Regions from separate parts of the Homo sapiens genome. Here region 2 is linked to region 1. A link is a loop called in an ENCODE intact Hi-C map of the cell type or tissue named here. Cell type or tissue: PC-9. All regions are shown on one strand. Each heading gives the region's core, and the rest is flanking DNA. Links, peaks and the distances in the headings are about the cores only. Region 1 overlaps ACP6 (acid phosphatase 6, lysophosphatidic). Region 2 overlaps GJA5 (gap junction protein alpha 5).

Region 1 (2,800 bases), core at 292-2,791:
TATAGAACTTGATTGGCCATTTTTTTTCCTGATCATTAGAGCAGATCCAAATGCACTATCAAAAGAAAAGATTTGGCACTGCTTCCAGGCTTCCCTCAACTCCCCTGGGTGTCAAGATGGCCTCCACCCAGGGAGATTCCTCAGTTTTTATAAAATAAAGTCCAACCTACCCCAGCTTCACTGTTGATTAAGACATTTGGGTCCCTATTTATTTGACAATATAGATGAGCTGGGAAGCATAATGTAAGAATCTTTTATTGCTTAGTACCTTTCCAAAACTCAGCTAAAAGAAGCGGTATTCAAGAAGCATTACATGAGGTCCACCCATTCTTCAGGATCGATGGTTCTTAACCGTGGTGAACATTGGAGTCAACTGGAAAGCTTTAAAAAATACACATGCCAGGGTCTCCCTCCGAAGGATTCTAATTTAATTGGTCCGGGGTATCCAGATAATGTAAAAGACTCTCTGGTGAAGCTTGAGAATTATCTGGACTGAAGAGCATTAAAAAAGTGGAGGCCCCACTTTTTTGGGGGATAATCCAAATGCGGTTATCCCAGGTTGGGACTCAGGCATCAGTAACTTTTAAAAAATGTCCTGGTAATACCAGTATACAGACAAGGTTTAATATGATTGCTTTATTTTAAAATCTACACCTGGGAGGTTTTTGTTTACTTTTATGTAGATTTGTTCTTTTACCTGGAATGTAGTATATCAATCCCAGTACAGAATTGCCTTCGCTGAAATGTGCTTTGGTAAGAGGTTATCTTTCTGTGTTGAGAGAACTAGGAGAAACAATCCCACAGAACTCATTGCTGTGACTGCTGAAAAGATGTTCATTATATTACTCTATCCTCTTTATGAGGACCCTTGGGAGGAATTTGTCTGTTAGCATTAGGAATGGTGTGCTTCTCCTGAACAATTGGCTTGCTTTTTTCTTTAAACTAGTCTAGCTGATCAAGTTTGTTTCTTTATGTAAAAGTCAGGAAGCTGGGTGCCAAGTCTGTGGCCCACCTATAGTAAGTAAACAGATCTTCATGGTGTACATATTTTAGTAACCGTGTTACTGCATCCATTTCTTTGTCCCTACATTTGTTTGCTTTTGTCTTTCTTGCCTACTTTGAATTGGTTGTCTTACTATATTTTAATTTTTGCTATATCTACTTTATTACCCCTTGAAGAGGGGTATACACAAAATAAGTAAAATTATCAAGTTAGTCTTTGCCACTAACTGGGAAGCTTAAGAGCAGGAATGAGAATGAGAGTGTGTATGTGGGGTGGACACTATTATATGAAACTGATGTATCATCCATTCTTGAAAATCTGAAAACTGTACTTTAGACTTGACGTGACCTGGACTCCAGACTCCTAGGAGACGCCAAGGGTCCTCTCTTGGTGAATGTGCCTAACAGATTTCTTAGTGAGGCTGAATGGCCCTGTGGAGCTTTGTGTCAGGCCCTGTGGTGGACACTGGAACTACAAGGATGGATAATTCAGTCTTGCCTTTAAAGGAGTTTCAATGTGATAAAGCAGAGACAACAGATATCAATTAAGGCAATATGCTGGGAGCACTGGGAACACAAAGGAGGTGTCTCCAAATGTCCAAAACTGAAATCAGCTTTCCACCTGTTTTTCTGTCTTGGTCTTAGTTTTAGTCAAGGAATATCTCCATTACAAGGCTCAAAAATCAAAGTAGTCTCTTTTTTGTTCTTCTGTGTTTACCTACCAACACAGTCCCCACATAAAGCTTTTATTTACTCACTTGCCAAGTCTAACTCAAATGTCTTACATCTACCTCCTCTATTGTTAACTGGCTTAGATGAGGCCTTAGGCTCTCATGTGGACTATTGCTAACATCTCAAAATGGGCTTTTCTGCATCTAGTCTTCCCATTCCAATTGTGATGTATGCTGCCAGGTTTCAGATTTATTCTGTGGAGCCTGTGGGCTAAGAGGATGTTGAGCGGCTGGGGCTGTGGGATTCCCTCCTACTTCAACTAGAGAAATTCGAGTTTTTGCCTTTATACATACAAATCTAAAGTTAAACTTTATGTGGTATTTTCTGATTTAAAAATTGGAAAACCATTCCCAGGTTGAGGCAAACCAAACCACTTCTTTGCCATACACATTCTTTACCATCTCTGCTTTGCGCAAGCTTTCTAGTTATTTTTGGAATTCTGAATGTCACCCTTTATAAGTACAGGTATTTGCTTGTCTAAATACTATTCATTTAAAATGCTATTCCCTCAATGAAACTTCTCCTGAATCCCCAGCCAGAAGAGAAGGTCTGTCTTGCCTTTGAACTGCTATGGCCTTCATATGGTTTCTTGCAGCACATGTCAGCTTCTATTATGGTATTGCTGTCATTTACATTCACAGCTGGCCTTTTTTCTTTACTAACTTGAACACCCAGGAAAGGCAGGGTCAAGTTTTCTCAAGATGGGTATCTTCCACAGGAGCTGGCAAATTGTTGGAGCTATTAATTGTACCTACTGTGTGTGAGGCCCTTTGCTGGGAAACAGAAGTCAATAGATGACCGAGTCTCTGTTCTCAGGAAGCCAGGACAGACCAGTAAAGGAGCTCGTTTAATACACTTTGGTAAAGGCTACTAAAGAGAGCCACTGAAGCTACTGTGAAAGCATAAGGCCATGACCAAGGTTTCTGGGAACACTTAAGCTAAGTCTTAAGGAATGAACAAAAGTCTTTCTAAATGAATGAGGAGAGAAAATTCCAGGCATAAGAAACATGATACTGAAAGGCCATGAAATATGAGAAAGGAAAGGAAGTTGCGTGGCTAGTGAGTA
Region 2 (2,800 bases), core at 296-2,795, 92 kb before region 1:
TTTTCTCTCTTTCTCTCTCTCCCATTTGCAGAAGTTTTGGCATCTGTTCCCTGGCTGTGCCAAGATGGGCGATTGGAGCTTCCTGGGAAATTTCCTGGAGGAAGTACACAAGCACTCGACCGTGGTAGGCAAGGTCTGGCTCACTGTCCTCTTCATATTCCGTATGCTCGTGCTGGGCACAGCTGCTGAGTCTTCCTGGGGGGATGAGCAGGCTGATTTCCGGTGTGATACGATTCAGCCTGGCTGCCAGAATGTCTGCTACGACCAGGCTTTCCCCATCTCCCACATTCGCTACTGGGTGCTGCAGATCATCTTCGTCTCCACGCCCTCTCTGGTGTACATGGGCCACGCCATGCACACTGTGCGCATGCAGGAGAAGCGCAAGCTACGGGAGGCCGAGAGGGCCAAAGAGGTCCGGGGCTCTGGCTCTTACGAGTACCCGGTGGCAGAGAAGGCAGAACTGTCCTGCTGGGAGGAAGGGAATGGAAGGATTGCCCTCCAGGGCACTCTGCTCAACACCTATGTGTGCAGCATCCTGATCCGCACCACCATGGAGGTGGGCTTCATTGTGGGCCAGTACTTCATCTACGGAATCTTCCTGACCACCCTGCATGTCTGCCGCAGGAGTCCCTGTCCCCACCCGGTCAACTGTTACGTATCCCGGCCCACAGAGAAGAATGTCTTCATTGTCTTTATGCTGGCTGTGGCTGCACTGTCCCTCCTCCTTAGCCTGGCTGAACTCTACCACCTGGGCTGGAAGAAGATCAGACAGCGATTTGTCAAACCGCGGCAGCACATGGCTAAGTGCCAGCTTTCTGGCCCCTCTGTGGGCATAGTCCAGAGCTGCACACCACCCCCCGACTTTAATCAGTGCCTGGAGAATGGCCCTGGGGGAAAATTCTTCAATCCCTTCAGCAATAATATGGCCTCCCAACAAAACACAGACAACCTGGTCACCGAGCAAGTACGAGGTCAGGAGCAGACTCCTGGGGAAGGTTTCATCCAGGTTCGTTATGGCCAGAAGCCTGAGGTGCCCAATGGAGTCTCACCAGGTCACCGCCTTCCCCATGGCTATCATAGTGACAAGCGACGTCTTAGTAAGGCCAGCAGCAAGGCAAGGTCAGATGACCTATCAGTGTGACCCTCCTTTATGGGAGGATCAGGACCAGGTGGGAACAAAGGAGGCTCAGAGAGGAAAGACGTGTCCCTTCTGAACTGATGCTTTCTCACTGTCATCACTGCTTGGCTCCTTTGAGCCCCGGGTCTCAATGACGTTGCTCATTAATTCTAGAAACTATAACCAGGGCTCTGGGATAGTAAGAGAGGTGACAACCCACCCAGACTGCAGTTCCCTCCCCACCCTCTACCCAGTATACGAAGCCTTTCAGATTACTCATGAAACAGGGTAGAGGGAAAGAAGGGAAGCATGGCAAAAGCTGGCCTGGAAGGGATAGCCAGAGGGATAGAATGACTCTCTCTCTACATACCAGCAGCATACCAAATGCGTTCTCTAAGTTCCTACCTCCTTGACCTGATCACCCTCCCTCCTCCAAGGAAGAGCTCAAAGTTCCCAGCCAATAGACAGCATGAATCAAGGAACTTGCATTATATGTGCTCTTGAATCTGTTGTCTCCATGGACCATTCCTCGGAGTAGTGGTGAGATGGCCTTGGGTTGCCCTTGGCTTCTCCTCCCTCTACTCAGCCTTAAAAAGGGCTTCTTGGAACTTTACCAGCAGCCTCAGCTTTACAAATGCCTTGGTATGTACCTCTGGCAAATGCCCTGGTATGTACCTCTGGCAAATGCCCCACCTTGGTGATGTTGCAACCTTTCCTTCTGCTAGGGTGTACACCTAGCCTGTGCAGGTGTCAGCCCTGCTAGGGAGTCACTGTACACACAAACTCTACTGGAATTCCTGCCAACATCTGTCACCCTGCAGCTCCTTTACAGTTCAATCCAATGATAGAAACCATCCCTTCCCTTTCTCCCTTGGCTGTTCACCCAGCCATTCCCTGAAGGCCTTACCAACAGGAATATCCAAGAAGCTGTTGTCCTCTCTCGAACCCTGACCAGATCATCAGCCACTGAGGCCAGTGGAATTTCCCCAGGCCTTGTTAAAACAAAGAAAGCATTGTACTTCTCAGATTCCCCTTGTGGAAAAAAAAATTCTGCTGTGAAGATGAAAATAAAAATGGAGAGAAAACACTGGAAAACTATTTTCCCCTCCTATTTACTTCCTTTGCTGACTGCCAACTTAGTGCCAAGAGGAGGTGTGATGACAGCTATGGAGGCCCCCAGATCTCTCTCTCCTGGAGGCTTTAGCAGGGGCAAGGAAATAGTAGGGGAATCTCCAGCTCTCTTGGCAGGGCCTTTATTTAAAGAGCGCAGAGATTCCTATGTCTCCCTAGTGCCCCTAATGAGACTGCCAAGTGGGGGCTGTAGAAAAGCCTTGCCTTCCCCAGGGATTGGCCTGGTCTCTGTATTCACTGGATCCATAATGGGTTGCTGTTGTTTTGGATGAAGGTAAACGATGCTTGGAATTGGAAACTGAGACTTATAGAGGGATTATTACATTATTAAAATGCACGTGTGTGTGTGTGTGGGTGCTGATGGGATGGGTAAAGGCTTGGGGAGTCCTGAAATAAGGAAAGGAAACCACAGAGAAACTTGTGTCTTCCTGCTCTCCTCTCCGGCTGCCTGGCAGTTATTAACCTAAACAGATAGCCACAAGAGGTTGGGACAGAGGAGGGTAAAGGCTCAGAAGGAGGTTCAACCTCTGACTCACCTGCCCATCTCTGGGC

The links. A loop is a pair of places that touch in the nucleus more often than their neighbours do. Peaks named below come from ENCODE experiments on the same cell type or tissue, not always from the same donor. Only the 100,000 strongest peaks of a DNase experiment are listed, where the experiment ranks them.
Region 2: it touches region 1 in a loop (5-fold over the local background); 1 of 110 quality-filtered maps calls a loop at or near these places.

What each region holds. Positions count from the first base shown.
Region 1 is chr1:147,664,330-147,667,129 of GRCh38, reverse strand. All of the region lies in intron 1 of ACP6 (acid phosphatase 6, lysophosphatidic), which reads left to right. Among named protein-coding and RNA genes, the nearest start is that of ACP6, 4.8 kb to the left of the region's middle. In PC-9, for the core only: CTCF peaks have their summits at 1,191 and 1,392; no DNase peak of the experiment used is centred there; H3K4me3 peaks cover 1,277 bases.
Region 2 is chr1:147,756,503-147,759,302 of GRCh38, reverse strand. It overlaps GJA5 (gap junction protein alpha 5), which reads left to right. Exons shown (of 2, transcript NM_181703.4): 2 at 32-2,800. The coding sequence starts at 65. The coding sequence ends at 1,141. The region is part of intron 1 of LOC102723321 (a long non-coding RNA gene); the gene reads right to left. Among named protein-coding and RNA genes, the nearest start is that of GJA5, 2.7 kb to the left of the region's middle. RefSeq lists a silencer at 628-922. In PC-9, for the core only: no CTCF peak of the experiment used is centred there; DNase peaks (open chromatin) are centred at 1,492 and 1,802; H3K4me3 peaks cover 833 bases; H3K27ac peaks cover 2,456 bases.